Linked DNA regions of Mus musculus: regions 1, 2 and 4 are each linked to region 3. Evidence: chromatin loops called from intact Hi-C (ENCODE). Cell type or tissue: left cerebral cortex. All regions are shown on one strand. Region 1 holds the start of Gm33756 (a long non-coding RNA gene). Region 2 overlaps Emx2 (empty spiracles homeobox 2). Region 3 holds the start of E330013P04Rik (RIKEN cDNA E330013P04 gene). Region 4 has its middle 4.7 kb from the start of Emx2.

What was found. Peaks named below come from ENCODE experiments on the same cell type or tissue, not always from the same donor. Only the 100,000 strongest peaks of a DNase experiment are listed, where the experiment ranks them.
Region 1: it touches region 3 in a loop (2.9-fold over the local background); 3 of 42 quality-filtered maps call a loop at or near these places.
Region 2: a loop joins it to region 3, with 5 times the contacts of the local background. A loop is called at or near these places in 31 of 42 quality-filtered maps.
Region 4: a loop joins it to region 3, with 8 times the contacts of the local background. A loop is called at or near these places in 33 of 42 quality-filtered maps.

The regions. Positions count from the first base shown.
Region 1 is chr19:59,382,931-59,390,930 of GRCm38, reverse strand. It overlaps Gm33756 (a long non-coding RNA gene), which reads right to left and starts at 1,470. Exons shown (of 4, transcript XR_386849.3): 1 at 1,371-1,470; 2 at 1,006-1,212. In left cerebral cortex, CTCF peaks have their summits at 1,528 (motif pointing left) and 3,562; DNase peaks (open chromatin) are centred at 1,540, 2,391 and 3,558.
Region 2 is chr19:59,464,443-59,472,442 of GRCm38, reverse strand. It overlaps Emx2 (empty spiracles homeobox 2), which reads right to left. Exons shown (of 3, transcript NM_010132.2): 3 at 7,086-8,000. Among named protein-coding and RNA genes, the nearest start is that of Emx2, 9.8 kb to the right of the region's middle. In left cerebral cortex, a CTCF peak has its summit at 3,089; DNase peaks (open chromatin) are centred at 4,356 and 4,573.
Region 3 is chr19:60,141,067-60,149,066 of GRCm38, reverse strand. It overlaps E330013P04Rik (RIKEN cDNA E330013P04 gene), which reads right to left and starts at 4,392. Exons shown (of 5, transcript NR_026942.1): 1 at 4,232-4,392. In left cerebral cortex, a CTCF peak has its summit at 4,519 (motif pointing right); DNase peaks (open chromatin) are centred at 1,914 and 4,526; H3K4me3 peaks cover 342 bases.
Region 4 is chr19:59,449,952-59,457,951 of GRCm38, reverse strand. It overlaps Emx2os. Among named protein-coding and RNA genes, the nearest start is that of Emx2, 4.7 kb to the left of the region's middle. In left cerebral cortex, CTCF peaks have their summits at 2,135 and 3,569; DNase peaks (open chromatin) are centred at 428, 2,024 and 3,553; H3K4me3 peaks cover 802 bases; H3K27ac peaks cover 427 bases.

The DNA of each region.
Region 1 (8,000 bases), 760 kb after region 3:
CACAGGCATGTTCTGCAGGCACCAGGTTGTATCATCAGAGAGGCCATGCAGTGAGAAGATGATGGCGTGGGAAGTCAGCTGCCTCCTGCAGAGGTAGAGCCTTGACAGGAGATGAGAGAGATGCACCACTCTCTTTACCACTAAGCATTTTTAAGTAGCCCCACTTTGAAATCAGGTAATGTGCTTGCTGCTTAAGCATGAGGCACTGAGTCAGTATCCCCAGCTCCGATGTAAAAACAGAACAAACACCCCCCCCAAAAAAAAAGGTGTGGAGGTGCACACTGTAATCCCAGTGACTGAAGGCAGAGACAGGAAGATTCGTGAAGCTTCTAAAACAGCTAGTCTAGCCAAATCGGGGAGGTTCTGTTTCAGTGTAAGGCTCTTGTCTAGAAAAAGAAGGAGGAGGAGAAGGAGGAAGAGGAAAAGGAGGAGGAGGAAGAGGAGGGGGAAGTAGGAGGGGGAGTAGGGGAGAAAAAGAAGAGGAGAAGGAAAGAAGGAAAGGAAGGAAGGAAGGAAGGAAGGAAGGAAGGAAGGAAGGAAGGCAGGCAGGCAGGCAGGCAAGCAATTGAGGAAGACAATTTCTAGTCTCCTCACACGTGCATGCATGCATAAAGGTACCCACACATATGTGTATGCATACCCACAAACAGAGAGCACTGGTATGGTGTGCACCACCACACAACCATCTCCTCTTTTTTAAAAAGAAAACAAAAAAAACCAAATTTCCTAGGGGGCTAGAGAGATGTTTTCGTGGTTAAAACACTGACTACATTTTTAGAAGGCCTGGGTTTGATTCTCAGAACCCACATGGAGGCTCACAACTACCTGTCACTCCAGTCCCAGGTGATCAGAGACTCTCTTCTGTCTTCCATGAGCACTACAATGAACACTGTGCTCTGACATAGATGTGCGTTCAGGCAAACACCCACACTCATAACAATCAAATGAAAAAATATTAAATTATTTAGTAGGTGTGTGTGTGTGTGTGTGTGTGAACATGCTTACCCACACGAAATCCCAGGAGGCCAGAGGACACCTCCAGTTAGTTACTCCTCTCCCACCGTGAGGATCCGGGAACTGAACTCATGTCGGTAAGCTTGGCAGCAGGTGCAGTGCTGACTGAGGCATTCCCATTGAGTTTGATTTCAGAGAACTCCTCAACCTTGTCCTACCGAGCAGGATTCAGATGTAAAGTAGCATCTCTATGGCAACCTTGGGGTCATAGAGAACGGACTGTGGGTTAGTAGTTAACCAACAATCTAATAGAGAGTCCTGGTTTCATGAAATTCAACAGATAGCAGAGAGACGAGGCAAGGCCACCGAGGTTAACAGTACTAACACAGTCGTGTTTATCCCACGGGACAGCCTACCTCCTGCACAGTCTCAGTTAAGACATTACAGTTGGGCATACAGGCACTCTCCATCCTGGCACTGATAATTCAGCAGCTGCCACCCTGAAAAACCTCTACCTCTGGGTCGCCCGACTGTAAATCCCAGACCCTTGCCTGAGTATAGGTTACATGCTGCCCCCTGGTGGTTAACTGTAGACAGCTTCCTCTGATCTAACTTCCTCAAAAAAGGGAGGGGGGAAGCGCCCTCCCCCCATTCCCTCCACCTCCTCACCCCACTACCTCACCACCACTCCCCCTTCACCCACAGGATGTGGCAAGTGCCAATGGGTTTCTCATGCCAAATCTCTCAAAAAGGTTGAAGGTTCTTTTTATTTTTCCCTGCGATGTTCTTTCTAGAAAGGTCTCTGGAACCTACTAGTTTGCCACTTCCACACCCAAAGGACTGTTAGTAAGTCCCGGAGCTGAAACTAGACTATAGACCTTCCGCTTTCCCTTCACATGGGCATTCTACCTCTCTGCACGGCCTAGAAACTGCAATCGCCCTGCTTCAGTATAGGACTACGAGGCACGGGGGTTGGGGGTGGGGGTGAGGTGGGGGAAACGGGACTGTTGCCATAACAACCAAAAGCACAGCTTTATCCCCAAGACAGAATTTCTTGAACTTTCTTACTTCTCTAAGGAGGGGGCGAGTAATCACTCTCGGTTAATCTTTATCCCTTTGTAAACATAACTTCGAGATGAAGACACTGACAACGCGGCTAAACAAGCCTTTGCTGGGCTTCAGCATCCCTGCCTGTTCTTTTGGAGAATATGATTGACAAGGGGAGAGGGTCCCTAGGGGAGCGGTTCTGTTTGAAGGCTGCAGTGAGGGTCTCTGGGCAGCAGGACAGCAGGGGGCATAGTGTCTGTGGTGAGAGAATGAAGAGAAGGCAGGAGGGATCCTAGGCAGCCCGAGCTGGGTCTGCAGCTTCTACAGACTTCATTATTGTTCAGCAGGCTGGCGCGGCCACACTGTGTCTTGGCTGGACAGGGCAATTAACAGCTCCCCACGATCCTAATGAGTAGCTTTCTTGAGGTTTAAGCTGCCTGCAGAGTTTCCCAAGGGAACTTGCTTCTGGAAGCCAGTTCCTCAGAAGTGCCCTCCCCTGGGTGCACCCAGTCCAGGGCTACTGGATTTGGCCAGTTGGTCGGAGGCTGAGACTTCAAGGTCCATGACCAGCTTGTGATTGTCACCAACAGCACCATTCAGCTATAACATTTCCAGTGGAACCAGCTAGGAAGTTTTTTCTCGAGACCCTTTCTCCTCAAAGATCCACCATGCTTTGTCCCGCACACACCTGGGGATGAATATAGAACTCAAGACAGGGTTCATATCTGCCCAAGACCCAAAACTCTGCCCTATATCAAAATCTGAGCCAATCTGCCCACCTCCTACAGAACTTCAACTTGAGATAAAGGGAAAAATCTGTTTCTGGGCAGTAGCAAGAATAGTAGGAATAGAAGCTTAGTAGAATAGAATTCAAGCCAGGCCTGAAAGGCAGAGAAAAGGGTCTCTAACTGGCTACTTGCAAGCATGCAGAGCTCTTCAGCATGTACCTGTTCCCTGAAACAGTCTGACTGGAAGGACCACACACACACATTCACATCAGTGCAGTGGGCAATGGTGAGTTGTCATCTAACTGACAAAGTGGAAGGCCCCACTTTGTCCTCACCTGAGGTCCAGCATAATTCAAAAAGCACCTTCCAATCTTTGTTTGTATCTATGAAGCAGAGACCTGTGGAAAGCATCGTCCTCCTTCCCAGGGGCACAACCCCTGGGTCTGCCAATTTTAGTGTGGCCTGCAAGGTGTGGCTGGTCTTTGCAGTCTGAAGCCCACCACCACCTTCTGTGTGAAACTCTAGCCACACGGTTGCTTCTGAGGTGCTGTTTCCTGCACCCATAGTTTTGCTCCACAAACACTTCCTATCCCTAACTGTGTAGCCAGCTCCATCCCAACCTTCAGAACCATGTGCTCTAGGATGCTTTGGGTTGCAAGATATAGATACTGGCTCAGATTACTGAAGGTTCTAGGTCAGCTTTCAGATAGAAGAGTTTATGGCCTTTCAGTGAGGACAAGAGAGGGTTGCCCAGGAATTCTGTCTTTCTAGAGGAGTAGTTCTCAATTAGAGGTGATTTCCCACCCTCAGACAGGGAACACTGACACCCTGTGGTAGGATGCTGCAAGTGTTCACTGGGTGGAGCCCTTAGAGATGCTAGTAACATTCTTCGAAGCATACAAGGCCACTCTTTTCATCCCAATAAAGAATGGACAAACCCTAATGTCCACAGTGCCAGAGTCCAAAGCTGAGAAGCCCAGCACTAGAAGGCTCCTGCCATCATGACTCAGTCTCAATGGCATACAGCCTCTAAATCTCAGTTCAATTGGAGGAAAACTTGATTGGCTCAACTTGAGTACTTATCCACAACCAGACCTATCAGGTATGGCCAGAAGGAGCAAATCTAATGTAGGCTTGAGGTGAAGGTTGCCGCCTCTCCTATTTTAAATGTTCCTTTAAAAAGAAATGACTTTTTTTTTATGTCCCATATAATGGGCCCCAAGTCATTGAAGTCAAAAGACAGACTCGCCCCTGCTAGTTTGCCTCCCTGTCCTTATTAGGTGGGGACATCTCCTGCCCTTTGGGTCACCATTAAATCTGGCATGTTTGGTTTCACCGCATTTTGGCTTGTTGGTTCATGTGTGCATCACTCCCAAAAGACGTTGACCTACATGGATCAAAAGCAGGTCTTAGTTAACCCTACCAAAACCCAGTGTTCTGGTTACTTAACATAACATTACTACATGGCAAACCCTTCCAAACTTAGTCATTCCCAACAGCAGGTTTTTCTCCTGATGATTGTGTGAGTCAAAATGTTTCACACCATCTTTTGTCAGTGACCCATGGGGTTTCAGCTGGCAAAGGACCTGGGCAGGAAGGTCTAGGACAGTTCCTCATATAGCTGGACCTCAGTGGGAGAGATTCATGGCTGGAATCAGCTGCATCCTTCCTTCAGCCTCAAGTCTTCTCCATATGATCTCTCCAGAGAGGTTGTTTCCTAGGATGCAAAGGTTTCGAGGAGATGTAGGCAGAAACTGAAAGCCAGCGAAGACCTTCTGGAAGTTCCTGAGTATCATGCCAGGTGCATCCTGTGGGCTAAGCAAGCCACTAAGAATAACCATATTGAAGGGAAGAGAGACTAGAACACTTCTCACATGAGGAGCAGTATGTAAGAATGGAAAAGAAACTGATGGTCATATCCCTGGGGAGTCTCACACAGCCTGGTATAGTACCTCTAAACATATAACAGACAAGTTTACTAACGGGAAAAAATATTAGGCCTACTGCATCTACCCAGTTGGCAGAATGGTTAAATAAAAAAAAATTCTCATTAAAACTTCTTTCACAACTATCAAATACTATGAAGAGAAAACTTAGTCTAATTTATACAGGAATGGTTGCCTTTGCCACTCTCCCCTTCCACACAGAGGGCTGTGACAGACATCACTAATCAATTACAGCTCTTCCTCTCTGATGTTGTACTCGCTCACAGAATCCTTCTCAACACAACACTCTAGTCTTCTACCACTAATTGATCAAAGTTGACAAGAGTCTTGTGATACCAACTGGTTGCTTGAAATGTACTGCACAGGCTCGCGTGTCTGAACACTCTATCCTCAGATGGTAGCACTGTTTGGGGGAGGTTGTAGAATCTTTGGGAGATGGGTCCATGCTGGCAGAAGTAGCTCACAAGTTGACGGAGCACTGAGGGCTGTACCTCTTTCTGGTCCTGGACTACATTCTCTGCTCCTTGCTTGCCACCAAGATGCAAGGAGCCCCAGTCACATGCTCCTGATTTCATAACCTTGGCCACACCGGCCCTGCCCAAAACTTCTGAAGCTGTGAGCAGAGGCTTCTGAAGCTGTGAGTGAAGCCAAACCTTTCCTCTTTAAGTTGTTCCGTCAGATATTCCGTCATACATAAGAAAAGTGCCTAGTGCACTAGTTTTGCCTAAATTCCTACTATTAAACCATCCTTGCAAAGCCTAGGTTTTCGACTTCTTTAAACATGTTCATATATACACAGGCTGCTTCTTCCTTCCACTCTTAGGGAAAATAAAGTGGAAGACCTAAGAAAGATGAAATGTCAGACACTGTCCTTCTCCAAAATCTGATTTTGGAATCGATTATGACAGGTTGTTTTACTATCCTGGGTTAATTGAGAAGAAATTAGCCACATGCAAGAGTAGTCACATGGCCTCTCATAAAGGAGAGACTCTCTCTACCTCAACATGGTTTCCTCATGAAAACTCCAACTTCATGGTGAGACAAGATAAAATGTGTTCAGTTGCAAGTGGGTTATCATTTGCCTCCATGCTCACCACACACCCATGCACACATATGCACACACACACACACACACACACACACACACACACACCCCTCCAAGTTCACCGCTCACCCCCAGGCCTCCCTACCTCCCAGTCTGTTTGATATCCAACTGTAAAGGGAATTTAGGAAATGGTTGTATGCCTGTACCCAGGTTCATGTGTGTGTGTGTGTGTGTGTGCTTGTAGTCTGTGTCTGTCTGTCTCTGTGTATTATAGTGCATACATCTGCATGGATACATACACACGCACACACACATATATGTATATATACACATACATACACACGCACGTGTGCAAACGCACACACACACATATGAATACTACCCACATGTGTGCAAATGCATATTGAGGTTGATAACAAATGTCTTTGCTATTGTTCATCAGCTTATCATTTTTGGAGGAAGAGCCTCTCCCTGAACCCAGAACTCACTGATTAGCCACACTACATAGCCACTGGGCTTTGGTGAGGCTTCTATTTCTGATCCCTCAGCACTAGGGAACCACACCTAGATTTCTGTTGTTGGTGATGGTGGTTGGTTGTTTTGTTTTGTTTTGAGACAGGACTTCTTTTTGTGGCCCTGGCTGTCTGGGAACTGGCTCTATAGACCAGGCTGGCCTTGAACTCAGATCAGGCAGCCTCTATATCTCGAGTACTGGGATTAAAGATGTGTGCCACCACCACACAGCTTTACACTCAGCTTTTGCATCAGTGTTAGGGATCCAAAGTCAGATCTTGATGTTCAAACAGAAGGGAATTTACTCACCAGAACCATTTCCCACCCCTGGTAAATACAGATTAACTGCTCAACAAAAGTTCTAAAAAAAAAAAAAAAAAAAAAAAAAAAAACAACAACAACAAAACCAAACAAACAAAAACTCACAGAAGGACGAGATAGACACACCCTTACACATTCATTGGCTTTCTGTAGCTGACACGGGGTGATCCCAGGTATTGCCCTTTCTCGATCCTGAAATTCCATCCCTGACTTCAAGCAAGAAAAAATTAGACTAGAAGGAGTTGAGGAGACCAAAGATGGCTAGTAGCCTCTGGATTTGGAATATGCAGGGTTACAACACCTTAGGGGTGCTCCTTGTCACAGGTCACTATGCATTTTCCGGGTGTGTCTATGTATATTGTGGGAGCAATGACAAGGGTGACACTGGGGTCAAATGCAGTGATGCCTGAAAAAAATGGGGGACCCCTCTTCACTGAGGTGCCAGGAAATGGGGCAGAAGGTGACATAGAACAAGTGGACAATTAGTTCTCCAGATGTCAGCCTTCCAGTTTGCTCCAATGTGAGTGACCTATACAACTGCCTTCTCTGTAAGGCAAGGCCAACATACTATTGACTAGAACTGGGCTCCATGCCATCTGCTTAGCAAACTTCACTCCGACTGTACTGTAACCCACCCACACTAAGAATTTTTAAGAGATTTTTATCTATTTGTGTGTGTGTGTGTGTGCGTGTGTGTGCGTGTGTGTGTGTGTGTGTGTGTGTGTGTCAGTCTTTCTGAGTGTGACTATATGAATACATGCATGTATGTAGAGGAGTACACAGAGGCCAAAAGACAGGCAGATTCCCTTGGAGCTAGAGATGCATTTCTGCCCACACATATTTGTGGGACACCCAAGGTGGTTGCCTGGATGCTGGGATCTGAACTCCAATCCTCATTACTGTGCCACAAACACTCTTAAATACTGAGCCATCTCTTCAGCTCCCACACTCAGGCTTTGGCAAGAATTCTACTGTGAAAGCATGAGGCCATACCACTTTGTGTTGTACACAAGAGGTGTGAGGTTAAGGAAGTGACCTAAATCTCCCCAGATGATAGCAGACCGGAGACCCAAAGCCATAGACTCTGGCTCCAGTAGCTTTGACCACTAGGCTATCCTACATCTCTAAAAAAAAATGGAGATAGTTAAAGAGGGGTCTCTCTCCTTGTGCTTCTTGAACCTTGCAAAAGGATTTTCAGTCTTACGCTGCATGGGAATACTGAAGCAGAGCTGCCAAAAATACTGGCTGTGTCTAGAGAAGAAAGAAGAAAAAGGATACATTGTGATGTCACTACCTAATGTTTCTTCTTTACTTTCTTTCTTTTTACTTTTTGAAACTGTCTCACTCTGTAGCCTAAACTGGCCTAGAACTCATCACCATGTAGTCCAGACTGGCTTCAGACTTGAGTCAGTCCTCATGTCTCCACCTCCTGTCATCCTGTCAACT
Region 2 (8,000 bases), 680 kb after region 3:
GACAGGGGCAAAGTACTTCACTGAAATCCAGTCACTTAATAGGTTACCAGGCAATCACCCACCCACAAGAAAAGGTACCTGTTCCTAAGCTGCACACAGACATCATACAGGCAACATGAACCCTTTCCTCCAGAACCATCTACATGCCTAGACATGTGGCATGTGTCCCACATCTTCAGTGTTCCATGGAGCATAGATTCTCTACTCTCCCTTGACCTGCACTAAAGATGATGTCATCATCCCAGGATGGGCACCCCACGGGAGTTCCTCAGAAGCACCTAGACCTTTAAGAGTCCTTCCTTGAGCACAGCATTTAAGGAACAAACAAGTCCTCAAGCAACACACTCCATCAGCTCCCTCTTGCTTGGTGTGGCATGAGACTACTTCTGGGTAATCAGGGTTGAGGGCAGAGGATAGACAATGTGGGGCCTGCGGGATGATCAAGAACAGGTCTGCAGTGAGTGAAGGGAAGCTCTGATGAGGGAAGCCCTAGCCCCTACCTCTTAGGACCCTGCAGCTCCAGGAGTCAATTGGGGAGGGGAGCTATCACAGGAGCCATCCCTTCCAAGTATGGCTACTTACCCTGAAAGCACAGGAGAAGCAAGATAAAGGCCCTGGGGACAATGACTTTAATGACTTTCCAGGGGAAGGCAAAACTTCCTCGCCTCCCATGGCACCCCTGTAAGAAAGAGGCTCTCCGGTTTAGTCCAGAGGGAAAGCCCTCAGCTCTCCACCCTGCACAAACAGGAGCCCTGCAGGCAGGCGATGATGCACAGAGGAAGCTGACCCAGGCTGGCTGCCTACTAATACCCCACCATTGAACCGGAGACCACCAATCCAGCAGCTTGCTGACCCCTCCAGCTCCTCTGCTGCCTCTTCCTCTTCCTCTGGTTTGGGAAGGAGGAGGGGCATCCACGTTCTCTAGGGAGTAGAGCCCCGCGAAGTGACCCCGTTTCACAATGAAATTGAGCTGCCATTTTCATCTTCTTCCCAAATGTCAGCAGAGCTAGATCAGATTAGGAAGTAATCTCTTGCCCAAATTCATTTCCGAACAGGAGAGGTGGCTGCGGGCGGGGCGAAGTTTGTTGTTTCTTTCCTTATTCCCACCCGGCTTTCCCTCCCCATACCTGGGTGGGAACAGCGAGTACAAGTTGAAAGGAGTGCCCTTAAGGGACCCTAGCAAGGCCGGGGCGCTGAGGGAAGCCCCTCTCCTCCGTATGGAGCAGCCATAAGGGCCTGCACTCTGCAGCAGCAGCAGCAGCAGCGGTGGCTGGCGGCGTTTGTTCTCAAATAGCTCCCACAGATCAGAGAGGCCCCCCGGGGCGTCCGTCCTGGGCTGCAGAGAAACAGAATAAGGGACCAGAGTGCACAGGGCCCGGGGGACAGTCGCTGGTTGCGACTGTGAGTTACCTTCCACCTTTAGGCTGAGGTCCCATCCCTGGTCCCTGGCCTTGGCATCCCCAGTCATGTAGTCTCCCACCCCAGGGGCCAGGGTGGTAAAGGGGGAGAGGAAAAGCAATTACAACAGAGAGAGAGGGAGAGACAGAGACGGAGAGAGAGACAGAGACGGAGAGAGACAGCAGACAGAGCGACAGAGAGACAAAGACAGACACAGAGACAGAGAGACACATACAGACAGAGAGACACAGGAAGAGAGAGAGAGAGAGAGAGAGAGAGAGAGAGAGAGAGAGAGAGAGAGAGAGAGAGAGAGAGAGCACAAATAAATGGCCAAGGAACTGGTCAGTATCCTGCACGAGGCCTCACTTGATGCACTAGTGACCAGAACACAGCCGTTGGCCTGAATACTTAATTACCCCCAAGTGAAAATTCCCCATCTAATTTGATATTTGGTTCTTTGCAGATGCTATAGCCTTCGTAAATAATATACAAAGTAAGAAACCTAATCCCGCCTGCTAGAATGTTTAATTCATCATTATGCGAGCTAATTGGAAGGTGATTATATGGTAATTGCTCATTAGTGGTGTATATTTATCGCTGTACCTTATGTCAAGGCCATGGGAATTGTGTAGAGTCTGTTCTCTCATTTCAAGGATCAGTTTCAGAAGCAGGAGTGAAGCAAGCAAGATCAAGTTCTTCCTGACGTCAGGGTCCAGTCGGGGCTATGGAGACCCAAGCTATATATAGGACCTGGAGGTAGCTGAGGCCAGGAGCCGCCCAAAGTCCTATATATAGGTTCAGTCGCCACGATCTGGGAGATTGCTGACAACCAGTCCACAGCAAGGCAAAGCTGGTCCTTCTGGCTCAATTTCCAAAAGCGACCCCAATCCCCTGCCTAGGCACTGCTGGGGCCCCTCAGGTGCGTCTTGGTCCTTGGGTGTATTCTGAGAAGCCCCATACTGTCTCTAGGGCTCCTCTGATGAGTATGCAAAGCGACAGTAAAGGTGGAGTTGGGGGAGGGGCGCGGGGGAGGAGATGTCAGGGGGTAGAAAAGCTCAGGTTTGGTTTGGAAATTAAGCGTGGGATGGATCTAGGTGGGTTGACTTGGAGATGGATAAGGAATTTGGGATGACAAAGGTCTCCTTTTCCTCCCCCTCCCTGGGGTGTGGGACCATCCCCACCTTGGTCATCTGTGCCAAAATTTCTCTCCAGTTAGCCTTTCAGTAAAGTAGGATGCGGGCTCCATGACCGGACAGTGTGAGCTGGCACCTAGAAAAGGAGTGCAAAGTCTCTGGGGTGAGTGGCAAGCCAGGGAGAAGGAACTGTAAGCATAAAGAAAGGCAGGATGTGAGCCCTTCCCAGTCCCACCAGCTGCAGCTGGGTTAGAAACTTGGGAGAGGCTGGGCAGCAGGTCTGAGGCCTCTAGGGTGTGAGAGGGCAGCTTGGTCTGCAGGGGAACCAGGAAGGAACAAAAGGGGGCCATGGCCACAGGACTAGGCCCTGACTCTTGGGGACTAGCCTCCAGGAGCGCATTTTTGCACGTGGTTGTGATCTTTGGCGCGCTCTGGCGCCCCCTCAGAGGAGCGCGTTGGCTTTTGCCCTTATAGAGACCTCAGCCCCGGGCACAGGCACCGGTCCCCAGCCTGCAGCAGGCACCCCGACTTGCAGCCTCGGGCCCTCCCAAGCTCCCCTGCTGGGCAACAGGCTCTAATGAACAAAAGGCCAATTAGAGGCTGGGGCGCGGCTGATGAATGGACCTTTCGCTTTCAAGCGTGGCACTGCTTCGGGTTTCCTGGCGCACAGGATCGCGCCTGGAGAAGTTGCCTCCCGGAGCCGGGTCACGGCTGGGGTCAGAGGGTTCTCAAAACTCCAACTTCCCCCTCGCTACGGGGCTGGTTGGGGAAAATAAATCAGGAGGCTAAGGCACAGACTGTTTCCGGGCTCCGCATCCCGGCGTGGTGGCCTAGTACTATAAGGCAATCCTCGACCTCGCCCGCGGCTGCTCCGAGGCAGCACTCAAATAAATCAAGTGCTGATTGCAGAAATAATAGAGTTCGGCCTAGAAAAAGATGCGCAGTTACAAAAACTGTCTGTTGTTTACCGAACTCCAGAAGCTGGTGGTGCACTTCGAGAATAACACCCCAACACAAGCCTCCACTCTTCTCATGCGTAGACCCCAAGATACAAAAATGCAACATTAAATGCTGGACATGGATGTTCATTAAGGGAATTCCCCCCAACCCAAACAGGAAGAAGAGTCCCCACAAATCACAAACACCATACCATCCTCTAAAACGCAAACAAACGATATCCACAGATATCTTATACAACCAGACCTGGTGCACAAATCTAATAAGCTGTATGTTCACACCTTATTAGGCGCTTCATTCTCAGCCCTATGACTGCAAGTTCTTGTCCTGACGCAAAACAATACAGAGCCACGAGGGAAGCTGGACATCTTGCCACAATCTATGCAGGGAACTCTAACTTCCTCAGCTTTTGCGTAAAGTAAACAATCAGCACGGATACAAACAAACTTGAGTCCTAGGTGAGAACGCTCAACTGAGTTTCCATAATCCACAAACACAGCTGTAGGGTGGACCGAGACACATACCTATTACAAACGTACTATCACAGACCTCCAGCCTAACCGACCCATATACTGACTTACAACTGCCCACTTGTGGGCAGCCCAGTCTGGCCCCCATCTTACCACCACAGAACAGGGCACAGAGCCAAGCCTCCGAACCTTCAGAATCCCTCCCCAACCCGCCAGTGTGTCCAGGACTTTGTTTCCTGAGACTCGAGGCCGGACGGGGAGGAGCCCAAGTTTCCCAAACCACGCTCAGGCCGGGGGGGGGGGGGGGGGGGGCTTTCAAGTCGGATCGGCCTGGCTTGCCTCTGTAGCTGCCACAATCCGCCCCTATTACAAAAGTGGCCCGGCAGGTTCCGGGCCTCGGCCAACGTGCCCGCTCCGGCTCGGTTCGGCTGCCAGAAGCAGAGTTCCAGGGAGCTGGAACTCCACACATCCAGAATGTTAGCTAGGAACGGTGACTCCCGGAAATCCAAGGTTTCTGCCAGAACCAGATGGTTTTAGTTGCTTCGGGAAGTTATGTGTTCGAAGGGAGAAATACTCAGCTCAGGTGTATATCGCAGGAGAATGTAGTCCTGGCCCGCTTCCACTTGACCCTATTAGGAAAAAGGAAACTGAAAACCTGGGATGACTGAACATTCTTTGGCACAGGGGGGGACACACTGGTGGGGCGGGGCAAATATGTCAATTTACAGCCTGCAAGTCACAGGCAAGACAAGGGACAACCAGCATGCAGTTAGTTGGCTGTGCTCTGGAAGTAAAGCTCAGCCCTGCCCACTAGGCACATAGAGAGCCCTGCCCAGAGCATCCAGGCCTGGCACCTACGGAACACGAGTGGGAACTCAGCTTCCACTGGCCACAGCCAAGCTCCAGTGCACAGCAAAGGGGACTGGACGCGAAGCACATGCGCCCCCGCTCACCCTGACCCAGCCCTACGCCCAGATAGGCATCGTGGGATGGCATCTCGCAAATATTTATATTCTTCAGCGCCACGGCAGCCCGCGCCCACATTAGACGCTCTAATCCTGCCACTTTAAATAGATGAATTAATAAAGCAAACGAGCGGCTAATAAGCTGACTGTCCTGCCTTTTTGAGGCGGGGGGAAGGACTCGAAAGTGCGCCAAATTTGTTTGCAGTGGATCAAGGCGAGCCGCCTCTGCTTCACTTTCTTTATCTTAATTCCGACTTGAAAAGATATAATTATCTAGTTTGAACAGAGCGGCTATCAAATCCTTCTTTGGGCCGGGAAGGGGGGCGTTGGAGTGGATTGCGGCTCTCTGAGCCGCTCGGTGCAGCCGGAGATAGCGCGTAATGAAGATGTGGAGGCCCGAGATACAAAGGGCATTAACCTCATTAGCATGAAACCTTTTCTTCCTACCATTGTGGGACCCTTTCAGCCGCCTAATCCCCCCTATTTTCAAAGCTTGGTTTGTAATAAAGCTTTTAGGTTTTTTTTTTTTCCCCCTCAAAGCTAATAGTATTCTCTGATGATTTTATTGCTGTCACACTGCATAGGACATTTAGAAAAAAAACTCTTCACCACTCCCCTTTCTCGTACTTAAATTTAAGTTTATGGTTACTGCAGAAAGCTTTTTTCCAAGATGGTACTTTTTTAAATAAAAGGGTCAGTCTCAGTTGTAAGGAGACTATACTCTACTCTATATCCAAACCATTCCAGGTTTGGGAGGGTGGGATGCATGAAGAAAGTAACCTGCTCTTAGCAAAAGGGAGAACAGTCAGTGATGGACCATCCCACTGTGGAAGCAGCCCAAGCCCCACGCATCTTTGTGGAATTCCCGAGTTGCACCTGTCCCTGTGGAAGGCAAGCCCGGATCTTCCTGAAACCTCTCTACTACCGGTACCCACAATACAAACTCCAGAGGAACGGCCTTTGTGAGCTCAAAGTATGAGCAGCCAGGTCTGCCCAGGGACCAAGACCAAGGGGAGAAGGGTGATAAACAGAGATACAGGGGCAAGAAGAAAAAAAAAATAAGAGGGAGAGAAACAGAGAATGAATTCTCCTTTAGAGGAGGGGAGGAAAAACAGAAAGAAAAGATTCCATAGTGCCCTAAAGTCCCCACACGTGCACGGAATGTCTAATCTTAACTTTTCAAGGCAGGATGTTAACAAAGCTTGTATTTTTGCCCCTGCATTGTAACTTGGCCTTATCACAGTGTAAAGGGTGGGGGAGATTGTCCTAAATTATGTCCAGGCAGCCCCCCTGGATCCGTGGATTAAGAGATTAAAGGAGACCACTGGGCAAGGCCTCCTCTTTTCCCTTCATATTCCTGGTATGATAATTGCTTAAACTGATTTGCACTTTCACAAAAGCTCACAGGACGCTTTGTAGCTCGAACAGAACAGACGAGGTTTCTCTATCAATGGAAATAAAACTGATTAATGCAGCCTATCGGGATAGGAAGCAAATGAAGCATGCAAAAAACAACCTCATACCCTCGGCAGGGGGAGGACAGGGAAAGAGCGAAGTTTTCTTTGAGAATGGTTACAACTTTTACTTTAATGTTAAAATTAAGAGTGGAAGATCTCTCAGAATGCTTGCCTTATAAGGCTTCGGGGGCCTTTGGGTTCATCTCCCTCACTTTATGCAGATTAGAGTGAAAGAGAGAGGAAAGGAGAAAAGAAAAGAGAGAAGAGGAGGCTGACTTGTCCTGAAGGGGTTTGAAGTCAGAAATGAAGTTAGAAGCCCCAGACCTCGGGTTCTAAGAATATTCTCCAGGCCAAAACTAGGTTCTAAACTTTACAAAGAAAAGGAAATCAGAAGTAAAGTGAAGGGTTTTTTTTTGTTTTGTTTTGTTTGTTTGTTTGTTTTAGTTTTTTAGCCTGGAGTTGAAACTAAAATCCTTCAGCAAAGTTGCTTGGACAGCTTCTCTCCTCTTCCTCTTCTGAAAGAGTTTGGCTGTCTTAAGCATCTCCCTTCACATCTCTTTAAAATACAAGCCCTCAAAAGCCACCAGTCTGGCTCTTTTGTGGGCGGGGAGTCAGGGTCTCTGGAGCCTAGCTGGAGAAGGCCCACATTCGAATTAAAGAGTTACTTTTGTAAAGATCCACTTCAGTTTCCCAAGACAACTACTCTGAGGGCATATTGATAAATCTTTATTGACAAAATATTGACATTGACATACTTCTTGGAAGTATATAGTGTGTTAGAATTCTAACAAATTAACACAAAACACAAAAATATTTACAATCTGGTATAGAAGACACTAAGGAAGCATTTGTAACCCTCTTTAGTAAGTCTATGGTCTTGGAAGAGAAACTCAGTGCTTGAAAACTCCCATGTCCTTGGCCACGCCACCATCACCCCATTAAATACAGTCCTTCCTTCCACTTTTGCAATAGACAGACTTAAAAGTTCTGAATGGCCATTATGATGAGTGGCTGGATGCAGTCAATCTCTCCAACCACTAAAAGGAAAAGTTGACTTGGTGATTTAAAGTATCAGAATGTTAGGAAAGGAAATATCCAAGAAATAGAATTAATTTGGGTCTTTTATCGTGGGTTGTTTTTACCCCTAGCATGAGTCCTGATTCTTCTCAGGGGCACCCTCCCCCGCCCTCCATCCCAGTCCTGCTCCCTCATTTCTCTGTCAGAGGACCACTATCTCCGAGCCTACTTCGTTTAGCTTTCACAATCACTTTGACAATAGAAGGTATCAAAAAAGTGTTTTTACAGACTGAACATTTCTCAGAAAAAAAATAAAAAATAAAAATACACAGAACCTGTCTTTAAAAGAGGAATAAAATTACAATTCAGTTTTTAGACACCATTCGCCCGACAACTGCTACATGCAATTCAAGTTTTGAAACAGGTGTAGGATGGGGCTAGACATGGAATTTTGTATGTTATTTCTAATTAAAGATGAGGGGGAAACACTGTGAAGTGCAAAATTAAAAGTCCTGTGCCTTTTTTTTTCCAAAAAAAAAAATCATTATCATTTCTAAATGGACTTCGATAAGCGGAATACCCGCCAATCATCTTGTTTCCCTG
Region 3 (8,000 bases):
TCCTCTCCGTCCCCACCCCTGCCACCTCCCACCCTCAGGGGAAATCAAGAAAAACAAGATTCTACTTGTCCAAGCCCTTGGAGACTCCTCGGAATTGCTGGAATCGTCACAATAAGTGGTAGTAATAGAACCATATACAGGATTGTAAATACAAACTGTTCCGTGGAGTGGTAAAAAATAATGAAGCAATTAGGTGAAGTCTCATCAGCACCTGTGACTGACTGGTAGGGCACTTGTGCCTGCCTGCTATTGTTCCTCAGGAACCACACACAGGCAGATTTAGAAGTTGTGGCGCTTCTCACCCCGACCCCCTCCTCTCTCCTCACTAGTGCCTCTGTGCTCCACCCCCCCCCACTCCAAAGTGGGTCCATGCATGGGTGATCTGAGTGGCCCAGAACGGGCATGTGGGTGCCAGGGCTCAGCCTTTGGAAACCACAGTGGGAAACAAGAATCCCGCTTTCCAGCCCATTAGGGTTAATGCCACTTTAATTAGCAATTGCCGGGAAGCCTGAGAGTGCTATTTAATGGGCCATTTCTAGGATAAACTGGTGCCCCACAGACAGACCCAGTATATACGACCACTCCAATGAGAGACAGTTGAAGAAATGGGGATTTGGAAAACAACTCACTGTTGGTTCTGAAGGGAAGTGACCACTGGAATGGCCCCCATCTGGGATTTCTGCACAGAAGTGCACAGTTACTGGAGCAATGCTATTTAACACTTACAGTGTTCCTCACAACATCCCTTGAGAAGATTCTTCTATCAACCCACTTCACAGATGTAGAAATGGAGGCATAGAGAAGTTAAGTGCCTCACCCAAGGCCACAGAGCAGGGTTTCTAAGCTAGTACCAAATACACACATGAGACCTATTATTTTTCCTGTCTGGTGAACTCCATACAGGGCTGTGGCCTAAGGGACTTTCATAGTGTATCTGAGGCAGACACACCAAAGACTGTGCTAAGAACCTAAGAAAGAAAATGGGTTCTCACAGACTTGCCAAAGATTTGGGAGAAGTCATTGTTTTCCACTGGCAGAGGAAATATAGACACAAGGTATGTCCCTTATAGATCACAGGTCAGAACTCTTGTTGTTATTCAAAAAGTATATAAAGTAAACTGGAGAAACTCACTTGCTAAAATACCCCTCTCCCCGACATGTGTCACACACACACACACACACACACACACACACACACACACACACACACACACACAGTGCTTCTGAGATTCCTCCTACCTAGAGTCTGAGTCCACAGAGTTCAACTTAAGTCAAAGGCCACTTAGGGGTTTAACTTTTAAGACACCAGAGTGTATAGAGACCCCAGCCAGTTCATTGTCATTCGCTAATTTTACTCTCCGGGGCAGGCACAGTAACTTGTCACTGTTTTGGGTGTAGAGAAGCTAAAAAGAGGATCTTATGGGACAACCATAGACAGGCATCCCAAACTCTTTGCAATTCAATTTGTAAAGTATGTGTGTGGGGGTGGGGGGAGGGAATGACCCCACTTGTGTCTGAGCATGAGTGTTCGAGAAAGTGAATGGCTTTTCACTGATAATTACTGTTATTTTCTCTGAAGAGGGTTTGTCAGAGAAGCTAGCAAAGCTTACTACTGAAGTCTCTTACCTTGCAGGCCTCCCTCTGTGGCCCTGTGTTTAGCTCTGATAATCTTGTCCTCTGATTCTTAAAACAGGTCTCTAGATATATCGCATAGGCTTCAGGCACCTGGAACCTGGATCTACCCAGGGTTTCCCGGGAAAGGAAATGGCAGCGTGAGCAAACCGGAGCAGCCTTGCCTGGCTCAAAGGTGAAGTTTCTAATTTATGGTATATCGTGCTTGTGTGTGGAGTCTCCTTACAGCCTGTGCTTCTTAAAGAAGCCCTGGGCAACCTGGGTCCATCTGTTACTCCTACTTGTTGAAGACAGAAGCATGCTGTGACTCATTGCAGGGGCTTGTAGTTCCCAGAGCACCTAGCACAGCCTGGGTTATTTGTTGAATGAATGAAGTATAAACCAAGCGCTGGCACCTTAGAGCTCATAGATAAGAAAGGTCATAATGACCTGAAGCAGACAGGTGCAGTCCATGGAAATCTGGTGTGAAAAACAAACCCGTGTGGGGGCCTTGAATCAGAAACCTGCCGTATCTGGGAGGCTGTGGAATGTGGGAGGGCGCTCCCCACATGCAGGAAGCTGCCATTCTCAACTTGGGTTCCTATTCACTTCGGTGTGTCTGATAACAAACGGGTATATCTTCCTTTTCTAGCCTCCACCATGTTCTCATTTTCCCAGCTTGCAAACAATGCCTATGTCAAAGCAGAACCCCAAACATAAGCAGAATCCAGCTAGGGGGTGAACCGTGCCCCCAGGCAGGGCTTTGGGCAAGAGGGGGAGATGCTCAGACCCAGATTCCACATGCTGTGTAGACTCCAATTACCCAAGGACTTAGAGATCAAACAGCCCAACTGTGCTGCACAATGAAGGAGGAGGTCTTAATTTTACCGTGTGCTACACCCTTCCAGCCAGACTGTGAGAAACAATGCATTCCCTTTATGTTCTCCGGAGCACAGAACCTCCCTGAGATTGTCTTGTGTTATCTCAGCAACATCTCTCTAACGTGGACAGGAGGGAGACTTAAGGCGTCTGAAAGAACCGAGTGATTTCCTCTGGCCTGGAGTGAACATCCCGGCAACCAAAGACAGCTTTAGCAGAACGGCTCATTCCTACTTGGCCTGTGACGGAATAGGATATTAATGTTATTTATTTTTAGTTCCAGATCTGTATTTTAAGGTGTTTTATTGGTTTATGGGAAAATGGGTTTGCGTGAGCTGAGCTATGGTATAGGACTTGATGTATATAAAGCATGTATGAAAAAGCTTAGAAAATAGCATGGGCCAGATGTTAGAATATTGCAAGTTTTTGTTTTCTTTCTTTTCATGGTACAAACAAGGTTTTTGATGAATCATGGTACTGCCAAAAAAAAAAAAATCTAGAAAAAAATTCCTTTCAATTTTACCCACTGAGCCATCAACCAACCAGCCCTCCCTTTAAATTTTAACATGGAACAACATTTGGGAAATTGAATATTTAACATTGAGAAAAGCGGACATCTTTGAATTTCACTTGGTAGACATTTTAGCAGGCATGCCACAGTAGAAACACAAACCCACAGTTTTTATTTATTTTTATGAGCCAGTATTTTTTTTATTCTTTCAGTTTCCAGATAGTGGATTCAAAAATTTCAAACAGTATTCAAAAGGAGATAATGATTCTTAGAATTTTTTGACACAGGGGCTTCACTTGAGTAATAATCGGATACCCTACATCGACACTCTTCACAGACTTTGCTAAATATGAGCACTGGAGATGTCTCAAGTCGATCAGTGTTTCCATGGAAATAGATAACCCTTAGATAAGGCCTGAGAAACAGGGTTTGAGATGCTGTGAACCCCAGTCCCAGCACAGGAGAGAGATCAGAGTTCCGAAGACAAATGTGTATTTCTGTAGGATGAGTGTTTTCTCCGAAAGCATTAAGGGCGAGGACAATACTATCGTAGGGTTTTTAATCTTGGAAATAAGAGAGTAAATTACTTTGTACCTTATGCTTTTCAAGAGTGGTTAACCCAGCTTTGGAAGCAATGCTTCCTATTCCTAAAGGCAATAAGAACACTAGCTTAGAAAACTTGTGAATTACGGCTTCCCTGGCTGTGAGTTCCTAAGCTATTTATCTTAATTTTAGTTATCTTCTCTCATTCCAGTACTGCACTACATCCACACACATTTAATGATGTTTGTGAAATTCATAGCTAACTGTCTTGTATCACTTGGGGCTGCCTGGACATTACTTTTTGCTAATACTTTCTGCAAGAAGAACTCTCAAAGTCTGCACTCTACTTTGGACTTTTAACAAGAATAAACCTACAGAGCTGTATTTCTATCACTCCTTTCTGACTAAATCAATATTTGACTGGAATAGCCCCCATGAAAAGTCTGATTATTGAATATTGTGAAATCCACATCACTGTCCACAGCCGAGAGCAGTCCTCCTGCCCGTGGGTAAGAATTAAGATGTCGCAGGCAGGAATCAACACAGGATACTGGATTAAGTGAAGCTTTTTTCCCCCGTGTGTTAGAGCAAGTTTTATGAGTTAGAGAAGTCGCTGCCAGGCCGTGGTTTCTACACACAGGAGTAGTCTCTGCTGGGAAAAAGGGTTACAAAAGTCACCCGGCTTACCTTGCTTGTCACCACAACTCTGCAGGCGCGAGTGTCTCCAGTCCCACAACAGTTTAACTCACATGGATCCAGGAAGAAACCATTTCTCTGACCGATTACATCTTGGTTGCTCCCAAGGATACAGGGCTTTTGGGAAACACTGTGCATGCGTTCTTCGGTGGTTCCTCTCAATTTAAAGGCTGAAAGATGGGCAAGTGTCCAGTGGCTGCCCGACGACCGGGACAGGAATTCGCAACAGTAAGGCTTGTTCAGAAAGGGTTTCCCGTGACACAGCACAGTTTCACAGCAGCCACTAGATGGCGCATGAGAACCACTTGTGTCAGGCACCAACGCAAATGATCAGGTCTGTTCACAGCGAACCAAAAAAGTCCGAAAACAATCCTTCCCAAACTACTTTTCTAATAGGTTATTATCACCATCTCAGTGTTTACACGAAACCTAAATGGTCTTGATTTGTTTGGTGACTGTAGGGGAATCCTCCACAGAATATCCCGGTCAGATTGTAAACGTGGCATTTTAAATCTTTATTAAGTCAGAAAAGGGAATTGAGACAGACAGGAGCAACTAAATCTACCTATTTAGTACTGAACTTCAACAAAAGTTTTCTAAGTGTCTACTGGGTGGGAATGTTACTTAAGCTTCTTAAATGGTAAAAGAACATTCTATTACCCGGAAGAAAAATAAAAACCAAAATAACAACAACAAAAACAAAACAAACAAACAAACAAAAAAACCCAAAGTACCAGCAGCAAAAACGGTACCATCAATTTCACATTGTACAGAATGTCAAAGATATGTTAGACCTACACATAGCTCTGGGACTTCAGTAGTTGAATTTAAATTTTTTTTTCTATTTATTTATTTGAACGTGTGTGAGCTCATGTCCTACTGTGAAGGTCAGAGGGCAACTTGAAGGAGTCTGCTTCTCTTTCCACCATGTAAGTCTTGGGGATTGACATCATGTCCTGAGGTTTGGTGGCAAGTGTGTTTACAGTGAGCCAGCCATCTTGCCAGTTCATCATTTCTTGATGTAGAACAAATATGAATGTCAGGGACAAAAACCAAAGCAAAACCAAACCAAACCACAACTGCAACAACAAACCCCCTATAATCTCAGGACTTAGCTTATAATTTTTTTCCCTCTTAGAGCCAAGGATAACTCTCTTTGCCTTAGTAAATGTAAACTCCTATACAGAAAATACTGAAAGAGACAAAGTTACAGTGGAAGCAGTTTTTGTTTTTCTTTTGTGTTTGTTGTCATCAAATATAAAATTATGACACTTCTAAACCCACCTTCTGATAAACATTAATAGTAACAGATCTTATAGAAATATTCAGAGGGGAAAATCCTCAAGAAAACATCTTCAAGTTGATTTTGAAAGTTCTGAAGATGACTCAAAAGTCTCTGAAATATGTTTACTAGAAAGTCAGTGGCTTAAAACAAACAAACTAGGGGCAGCTTTTCTCTTTCACCCTCCTTAAAGTAGGTGTGATATTTCTTCTGAGGCAACCTGGAGCCCAGAGTAAAGACTGCTCTCATTTTTAGATCACTGGTTGTTTGTTTGAACTGAAGAATTAGTTGCATTTCAAAATAAGGACATGCCTAATGAAATGATTAAAACACACAGAGCATTAAATTATAAGCAGATGGGAGAGAAGTGGGTAGGGGGGTGGCCTTGCTGGGGACCTGAGTCCAGGGGAGCTGGCAGCTTTGGGGATTCCTATAGCAGACAGTTGCTTAAGCAACAGAGAGCAGAAAAACTACCTTGGAAGGCAAATCTCTCTCTCTCTCTCTCTCTCTCTCTCTCTCTCTCTTTCTCTCTTTCTCTCTCTCTCTCTCTCTCTCTCTCTCTCTCTCTCTCTCTCTCTCTCTCTCAGATATCTATGCAACAAGGCCCCTGAGGGGATAGCCATTATTAATACATAGAAGGACTTGGAGAAGCGGGACCAGGAGCTGCTTCAGGGGTGAAGAGCTGAATCCAGAGGTCCCGTGTAGGAGTGAATTAAGCAGAGTCTGGGATTCTGATCTTCATCTTTGGAAGAAAGAAACCCTAACTGTTGCTTAGCTCCAGTTATTTGTGAAATACCTTCTTTTCTGAAACTTACCATTTAGCATGCTACTCTGTATATTTAGAAGGTAGGGGCTTGGTAGGACAGAGTTTTCAGCAACTGAAAAAGAAACTCTGAATGGAAGGGGCGTTGTTTTCAGACTGCGTGGATAATCAGCTAGGGGTACTATGTAGTTGACATATTCCATCAGGGTTTAATCTTAAATTTCTATCCACTGGTTCCTTGACAGCCAACCTTTAAAAGGAACATTAAGTGTGTGCCATGTTTCTATCTTCCCTGGATACACAAGAGTAATTCTTGCCCATCAGAGCTGTCTTCCTGAAAGTAACACGGACTTGCTCTGACTAGGTTAATGGATGTAGGAATAGAGATGAAGAAAACACACCCTCTAAGAGGTCATCTAGTTTTTGCAAGGCTTCTTGCCTTCCTCTGTTGTTTGTCATCTTTGTTCTAGATGTCTTCTAGGAAGAGGGCAGCATAGTTGCCATGATTTTAGCTTGTACCTAGGGCCAGCTATGCTCTTCTTGAGTGTAGCAGGAACAGCACAGCTGCCTCTGCATAAATGCCAGGGCTGCATAGCCTCAAAGGCATCCCCTGCGGGAGGACCTAACTGAGGACTGCCTGAGATACCAAGGATTGCTGACGCAGACAATGCCAGCCAATTGGGAACTGCTGTTTAGAAGAGGTGTTTTCTTGGGACCAATGGTGGTGTAGGTGGAGAGTATTAAAGGAGTTTGCAGCAGCAGCAGCAGCAGCAGCAGCAGCAGCAGCAGCAGCAGCAGCGTTCATAAGAGTTTGCTGCAGATCCAGAGTCTGAGTCACTAATTCTGTGCCACCTCACCTCCAACCCCCCAAGGGCAGGTAGGGTGGGGCAGTGAGTAGTGTAAGGCATAGGCAGCAAATGAGGGCAAGGGTTACCTCTAGAGATGAAGTAGGTACTTACATTAATAGCAGAAAGAATACCCCGATACAAGTTGTTTTACACACACACACACACACACACCCCGAGAAGAGCTTCTGCATTGTTTCTTGCAGGTAAGGCTCTTCCCCCTCCACCTACCTGCCCCTCATGTTGCTTACTGAGTTTTCAATGGTGTGCATCTGTGTCTGGTATCACAGTGGGAAGTACCTCTCTGGGAGCCCAACAGTGACTGCACAATCATCCTTTCTAGAGTCAGCCACCAAGGGAAGGGGCAAGGGGCTGACATTATACTGCCTTGTGCCCATCAGAATGTTCAACCCCAAACCTAGCAGGGGACATAAACAAATGTTTAGAGCCTGCATCTTGTTTCTCCATGCCACACTCACCAGGGAAGCCAGGTGCAGTGGGAGTCTTAGCTATATCACTGGTGCTGGCTAATTATGGAACAAGGTTTCCCCGTCTGACTTCTCCTCAGACCACTATGAAGTATTATTTCTTTTTTGCTATATTTTTTAGTGTGTGTATGTGTGTGGAGGTCAAACGTAAACCTTAGGTATCATTTGTCAGCCATCATTTACATCTAGGTTGACTGGCCAGTGAGTTCCAGGGCTCTTCCTGTGTCTGCCTCTCAGTGGTAGGGTTACAGGTATGCATTTACTCATTGGGGCTTGGGGTGCATGTGTCATGCATGGCTTATGTCTAGGGGCCAGAATGCAGCACACGAGAATTCAGGTTGTCAGGATTGTCGGCAAGGGTTGTCCAACTGGCCCATGCCCA
Region 4 (8,000 bases), 690 kb after region 3:
GTCCACGCGTTTGCAGTCTTTGACCCGGCTGGTTCGTTTTTTTAAGTTCAAACCTGAGGGGCCAGCTGCGCCTGTACCGTGGCAGTGGACTTCCAGCTTGCACCCAAGAGTTTCTGCTTATCCTTTCTGGAGGGTGGTCACTTCTGTCCCCAAAACAGCTCTTTCTGGGAAATGTGGGGTTATTTGGGAAAGGAGTCTTGGGTCCTAGGTCAGAAGCTGAAGTTATGACTGTGTTATCGTTCCATTGTCCTTAGTGGCGTTGACACTGTTCCCATTATTGCTATTATTACTGTACCTATTTTTATTCTGACATCTGTTGTCCCAGGGCTGGGTTGCTCTACAAATCCAGGTTTCGCAACCTGGCACTTAGGATTGTGTCTCCGGTCCTAGGCCCTGTCCGCATTTTCGAGCTTGCCTTCGGTTTTGGGATGATTTTAGGGCCGACTTCTCTCGTCCCCATTGGCTCACGCTGAGGCATAATTATGATCACATCCCCCCAGCCTGCTGGCGCTGCTCTCTGTTTATTGGTGGTTAAAGATCTATTATCTATTCATCAGCCGCCTCCCCCCCCCCACACACACACCCTTTGCCAATTACATTCTTCTAAAGTGAAGTACCAGCAGGTATTTTACAATTAATGATAATTTTTTTCTGGCGTCCTTTAAATCTGTTACTCCCAGGTCGAAGCCATTTATCCTAAGAGGGATAAAATATCTGTGCTTGGTGGCTAGGTTGCCTGAGACCCGGGAGAAGCAGATCTGGAGAAGACAGACGTGAAGTCCTCTAGAGGGACTATGAAAGCCACCTGATTCCACCAAGGGTCTGGGTCTTAGGACGCTCCAGGTAGTCCCGGCAATAATAATAATAAGGAGAGGTCTCCTGTTTGGTTTCTTGGGGTTTTTTTTTTGTTTTGATTTTTTTGTTGTTGTTTTGTTTTTCCTCTACTGCTGTTCAGGTTGTGTGCGTTTCTTGTATAGCGTTCATGTGAGAAGGCAGAAGCTCAAGGGAGCCCCTAGGTAGAATGGGAGTTGAGAAAAGTGTTTCCACCTCAGCTTTGCTCTCCTCGTGGTATAAATCTGCCCTTGCCTTAGACTTCAGATCATTTCACCTTCTATTCTAGATGGCCTTCTTTCTTTGTCCCTTTTTGGGGGCAAGTTCAGAGATTATGGGCATTAGATTCAGCCCTATAAAAAAGGGTATGCATTTGAGGCCACATTCTCCTCATTCCTGAACCAGACCCCAAATATAGCTGAGAAATCTCTCCCTAGTTTCATCTGGGTTGTGGAAATAGAGGCTGTGCCTCTGAAGACTGGAGCCCAAAGAAGGGCGGAAGTCTTGGGCCATGCCTAGTCAAGCAAGATTCAGAGGAGCTAGGGCTTCTAGAAACAAACGCTAGAAACAAACGCTTCCACTTGGTCACACTGCAGATACTCTGGAGGAGGGTGAGAAGGTGAGTCTTGTCTTGAATGGGTCTGCAATGCTGTGACTACAAATTAGGACCACTAAACTCTTCACTCAGAACCAAATACCTCCCCCAGCATTAGCATCATTAGCATTAGTACGCTTGGCTGTGGGTATCACAGCCATTGACTTTGAGCGGCAAGGAATCCAGACCTGTTTGGAAGATTTGATTGAAACTCCCATATGTTGGTGGGACTTACTTGATCCCTCACCTCTCTGTACCAGGGTGTACTGGGGAAATGTCTTGAGGGAATGAGCACCTAGCTTCAGACAAGGGCCTCCAGTCTCTTGCATGAGGCAGGGGCATATCACCAGTTTCATGATCCTCAGCAAGCCACCAGCCTCTTGCAAAGTTCCCTTCTACCATTAGATTGCCGACCCGAGGTGGTCTCTGGGTGCCCTGCAGGTAGCCAGTGCTCAAGAGCAGCAGGAGCATTTGGCAGTCAAGTACATGAACCCAAGGAGGCTCTGCCCCTTCTCGCTCAACCTCCACTGAAGAAGAAAAGCGGGTTTCCGGTGAGTCAGGCTGGGTGCAGAAGCCATAGATGCCAAATAATCTATGCTAATTCATGCTCCCAGCCCAGAGGTGCCCCGGAAGAATCTGGTCTCCTCAGCGTGTAGAGGAATTAACTAGAGAGTAACTTATTAACCACACTGACCAGCAGAGGCGCACCAGGGCTCCGGGCATTCAAGTCCAGCTTGAGACCCAGAGCTCATAGATGGCCTAGCAGAATTCTAGTCCTAGGTTCCTTAAGGACCCAAGAAGCCACTGTTTGGTTAAGTACCTGTACACACAGCTGGGCTGATTCTCTTTGCCCAGTGTGCACTCCAAGTCACTGGGGGATTGGGCACCATGGTTTTTGCAGAGGACTAGAAGACACATGTGAATGTTCTAATAATGCATTTGTCTCTTACTGAAAGACCAGCGTCAACACCTCAGTCTCTCCTGACCTCATTTTGTCATATGTAAAAATGCAGCCCGTACAGTCTAGAAAGCAGACAGGAGCAGTGGCCATTGAGTTTCTGTATGGCCGTATGATCAAACAGTTATTTAGTGGAGTAAAGGTAATTACAGACCCCGTTTTCAAAGCTGTACAGTACGAAGTGTGAATTTTACTATTTGTAGTTATACCTAATAAAACTACCCCACCCCCAGTACATTGGTAGCTTTACTGTGTGACCTTGGGCAAGCTAAGCTATCCTCTTTGATTCTTTTTCCTCTTCCTCCAAATGGGAATAAACAATAATACAATAAATAGCATTTGGGATTGTTGCAAGAGATTGGCAAAGCAAACTGTTCAGACAGTGTCTAGCACATATGGAACCTTAATAAAAGCCAGCTCCTCTCGTGGATGTTGCTGTTATTATGTGCCTCCAGCCAGGGCATCACAGACCGAACAATAATGCTGTAAAAAGGCATCCACAGTAACCTCACCCCTGCCTGCCGTGTTCCTCTGTGCTTCCCGTAGGAGGTGCTGGATTCTTGAATCTCTACAGGTATCAAAGGGTAGTGATCTCTGAGGATCTGTGATAACCATGGGCTTTGAGTATCCTGCAAAGCCTCTGTTTACAGAGAAGCAGTGCCCTCAACTCTGCTTGTGGGGTTGCTAGGCCCCAGAGCTATCTTGGGTGGGTGGATAGCATCAAGCAACTCTAACGGATAGAACTTCCTGGGACAACTAGATGTGTATCACAAATGTCTGAATAAATGTGTTAGAAGTTGTTGAGGTTGGGTGAGCTTAGCTCATTTTTAGTGTTCTGTACATTTTCGTCATTGCTAGGCTGGTGTTTGGACCCTGTAGTGTCCCAGAGTAGTGAACCTCACTGTATACCACCAGTGGCCCTCAGGCTTGTGTCAGATGTCCTGAGAAGGCCCACTCTAGCTCTGGCTGCGAAGTTTCTCCAACTCTGTAATTGTGATCCCAGTCTCCCCGGCCTCTGAAAGCTACAGCGGCTGTGGGAAAACGAAAAAAGAGAATTAAGACCTTAAAAACATTTTTTAAAATTATCACGGTAAATCCCTTTCTGGCGTTGTCCCCAGAGTTCTCTCGCGGAGTAGGCAGGGATGCCCAGGGCCGCGATCCGCGTGTGTGCAGCGGCGCCTAGTGGCGAGGGATTCGAGAAGGCGCGATGCCCTCTGAGCTCCCTGAGAGTGCAAGGGGTTGCAGACCACTGCCACCAATCTCAGTCTGAACCAGAGGAGAACCTCTGAGGAGGTTCATGGGACTTGACCTTGCTTCCCACCTGTCCCCATCGGCTTCAACTCAATTCACCCTCACTGGAATTTCCCCTTCTCTGGGAGCCAGGCTTTCTTCTAAAGGGAGCAAGGAGGAATGGATAGGATACACTCTAACAAGGACGTGGTGACGGGGACTATCTAGGCAAGGGAGATAGCTAGTTACTGCGCAAGGCGAACACAGCTCCATGACTAAGTACCCGGATATCGTTGCTTAATCACTGTGACTTAAAGGAATGGACTTGTAGTGACCCTGACTGAATGGGGTCGGGAAGAACTTGGGTTGCCAGGTTCAGCTCTCCTAGATGTATGCCCCCTTGCGACGGGGAAGAACGGGGGTGGGTCCTTGATTATTGTGCAGGTGAAGAGTATCTCACTAAATGCAAATCCACAAGACTAAGGGGCAGCGTTGGGGCTATGGTGACATGTCCTGCCACCAGACACTCACGGACTTCATCTTTCACGGAGCAACCGAGCTCTTCTCTTGAGGTGAAGCAGTAGAATCCGCATAGAATTGATGGAAGCCTGGATGGTATGAAGAGGGCTTGAGCATTACTGTCAGCCTTACTGCTCAAAGGACAGACTTAGGGGGTGGTACGAACTCTGGAGAGAGCATCTCTCCCGGATCATGGCTTCTGCTGCGCCGAGTGACTTGCAGGAAAGATGCATTGCCTGTGAGTTTCTGGATTTCTGGAAGCCAACGTTTCAGTCCAGAATGCCACACTACTCTGGGAGACACACCAGGGGCATAGGGCTTTAATGCCATCATTGAATCTCGTCAATCCTCAGCACACACAGCTCTGGTGATTCATCATTGAAAGCAAAGAAATAATCAAAGGGGGAGGGATGTCATCGTTTCTTTCTCCATCAGCTGCCTTCAAATAAGAGATTATGGCTAAACAAGGCAGGGAAAACAGATGTTCTCACACACAAGGATGCAGGAGCCAGGGACCATGGACAGGCTTGCCCAGGTGACTTTCCAGAAGGAAATGAAATAGCTCTGTCCCCACCCCCTCCAGTCATCCCAAAGCTGCCCTTCCAAGACACACATAGGTCCAGGATGTGGAGGGGATGGAGGGGGGTTTTCAGGCACTTTCCTGGGCTCTCTAGTAGCTTTGTCCCCAACTGCTTTTGACCAGAACCCCACAGAGGAGAATGGATCTCCACCTGGAAAATAAAGGATTGCTAGATGTAATAGACAACAGAATGCCCTCTAGAATGCTATTCTGAGCAGTCGCCTCTCCTTTCTGGAATTCCATACTTTTCTAGGGTAAAGAACTGGACCTAGAAAGGAAGGGGTAAAGCCATCTGAGGAAAAAGAGAAATGCCAGGCTTTTTCTTTTGGACTCTCCTTGAAAGCTGGGGAGGATGCCAGGAAGACTTGGGAAACACTATTAGCTCCTGTCCTGTGTGGAACTTGGCTTTAAGCAGGTCCTTTCACACCCACGAGTCAGCGAACTTTTCAAAGTGTGGCGAATGGTAAGATGCCCATTTTCCAGGTGAGAAGGCTGAAGGTCAGAGAAGTTGTACACTGTGCCACTTTGCAGTGATTAGATCATGAGGAACCCTGGACAGCCCAAGCTACTTCTCACCCAGCCTCCAGAGATCACACTCCAGCCAACACAAAAGGTCAGCAAAGAGTCCCCACCCTCAGATGGGTCACCCAAACTGACCCAAGCCACAGGGCCTATTCATGCATCTTGCTTCTTGTAATCCTAGCGCTTGATGGTTTGCACCAACTGTCCTGAAAGCCACATTCCCAACCCTGAGCTAGCAAAGCCTGGGAGTTAGGAGTCAAGGATGTGAGTGAGAGCTTTCTCAGAGCTCAGGAGGAAGCCCTTTTATCTGTGTGGCTCCCCCGTGTCTTTCCCGTTAGAGATTCAAAGGGGTCTTGAAACATCCTCTAGTGGGCAAAAGAACATCCGGATGCAACAAGGCAGAAAGGAAAGTGGTTGGGGCTTTCTTAGCTCTTTACTTTTGCCAACTGTGTTGGGATAGCAAATCTGGGAGATTCTATGATGCCCCAAGAGGAATATTCACACCCAGAAAACACTCCCTCCAGTATCTACACCTTACCAACAGCTCTAGACTTTGAAACAGGTAGCCTTATGCTTCGTTCTAGTGCTTATGATTTTAGCTGTGGTGCCCCAGTTGCCCATGCCCCGTGGCAGTGGCATACTCACATCGGTCAGGGGCCCTGGCACACACAAGCTGAACTTACTAGGCCTGGCTTTCCTGTTTGCAACACCCGGTTGTCACAGCGCAGAGAAGCTCGGTGCAGCTCTCCTCCCACTAGGAGCTGGTCTTCACAACCGACCCCTGGAAGTTGGAAGAGAGTTGGCCAGGGCGAGGGTGCTGAGGAGTCTCCCAGGGTGCTGCAGCAGCTGCAACCCGCCAGGGTCTCTCTAGCCCACAGTGAATACACACACCCGCCCCCAGCGCCAAAGAAGGCCCCGACCGCCACAGCCCTCAGCTTAGCTGGGCCGACAGCAGCTCTGCGCCCGGGGCTGCGCAACAAAGGGTGGCATCGCGGCGGCGCGAGCAGGGACCACATTGGTTCAATATTAGCTTTTCATTCCAGTCTATTGTGCCCATCTGAGATAATATTGACTCTGAGGTGAGAGCTACAGACTACGGGGCTTGTCTAACACTCCGCCCGCCACAGGGCGCTGGAAGAGAACCAGCCACCAAGAGTTAAAGTGATTGCAAATAAACGCTCCTCGCTCTCCCTGCCGGGGCGCTGCCGGTCGCTGTCCGCAGCGCGTTGAGCCTCGGTCTCCATAACCAGGCTGCGTACCATGATCTCCCTGCCCTACACCAGCTCAGGCGAGCTGGTGTTCCCATCGAAAACAGAAAAGAGGTTTTGCTTAACGCACCACCCAGCTTTCAACTGATGTCCAGGTTCCAGACCTGGGTGACTCCGGAGAAAAGTAATTCGCAGTCTTTAGTAATTCGCAGGCTTCATCAGATGGTGTTTCCTTCTTTCAAAAGGGGGCCTTTCGGGTAACTTTCCGTGGAAGTATTTTTCTACTTTCCTCTTCCTGGGAAGAGTAAATGCATGCAGCATTATACTGCTATTATGCAGCAATAAACCGCTTAACTCCTGAAAGCGTCCTTAATACAATTTTTGTTTCCTGTGCGTTTTGTTTTGCTTTGAATCTTTTTCAACCCGTCATCAATCTTGAAACTGCCTTCCCAACCATCGCGCTGAAGGGCCTCTCCAGCGTTCAGACCTTGCAAATGAAGATTCATTTCAAAGTTTAAATTGGCTGTAAATGCCTTCGTTGGTAAACAGCAAGTTAAACTGCTTTTCGTGTTTGAAAAAGAACTCTAGCATTACGCTCTAGGGACCAAACGGGCTTACAGTGACCATGTTGAGTGTGCCCTCCCGGGTCATTTATGAAATGTGTGCCCTCCCCTCCCCCCAAGTTAGATTCGGATCCTTGTAAGAAGAACTGCACTAAGGTTTTTCCAACAAGAATCTGATCAGGGGATGGGGGAGGTTGGTTTTTTTATCCACATTGAAGGCAGGGTGGGCTCTGGGGGCTAGGCTAGGTGACAGGTTGGGGTGCAGCATGCACAGAGGGACGTACACCAGGGTAGCTGCCTCTCACGGCTACAAACAAAAAACTTCAACACATCTTGTGTATTTCAGAAGTGGTAATTGTGTTTCACACACCGGATCTACAACTTATTTTGTTTGCATTAGATACTGTTTACTACATAATATGTATTGATTTTCACCAAGTGTTTAATTTATGACATCTTATGTTAATTTATAGTCACATTAATTAATAGTTATTATATAAATTATATGCACTATACATTGTTCTGGTACGTATTTGCATGCTTTATGTATTTGTGTGTGTGTGCAAATATATACCAGAACAATGGTATATATTTAATCTTTAACTCCCTATAATCTCCTTTTAATCTCCCTGTAAGCGTGTATTTGGTGTTTTTATCTAACTTTACGAAGTCTTAATTGAAACCTCTTTGAAACCCGCTATAAGATACCTTTGGATCGAATTATATTTCCAGGAAGCGGATCTGGCAATAAGGAACAACCAGGTCCCTCTGGTCTCCCAAATATTCCTTCCCTGGGGTAGCCTCCTCTACTCGAGGAGACTATAGGAACTGGTTTGTTTCTAAGGATGGCTATTCCACAAAATTATGTCATGAATTAAAAATTACTTAGAAGAGTGAAGTATGTGCTCCGCTGATGCATCTGGGAGAACAGAGGAGGGGCTCACCTCAGATTCTGGGCTCCAGGCAACAAGCCATGGGCTCCAAGCTGTGGGAG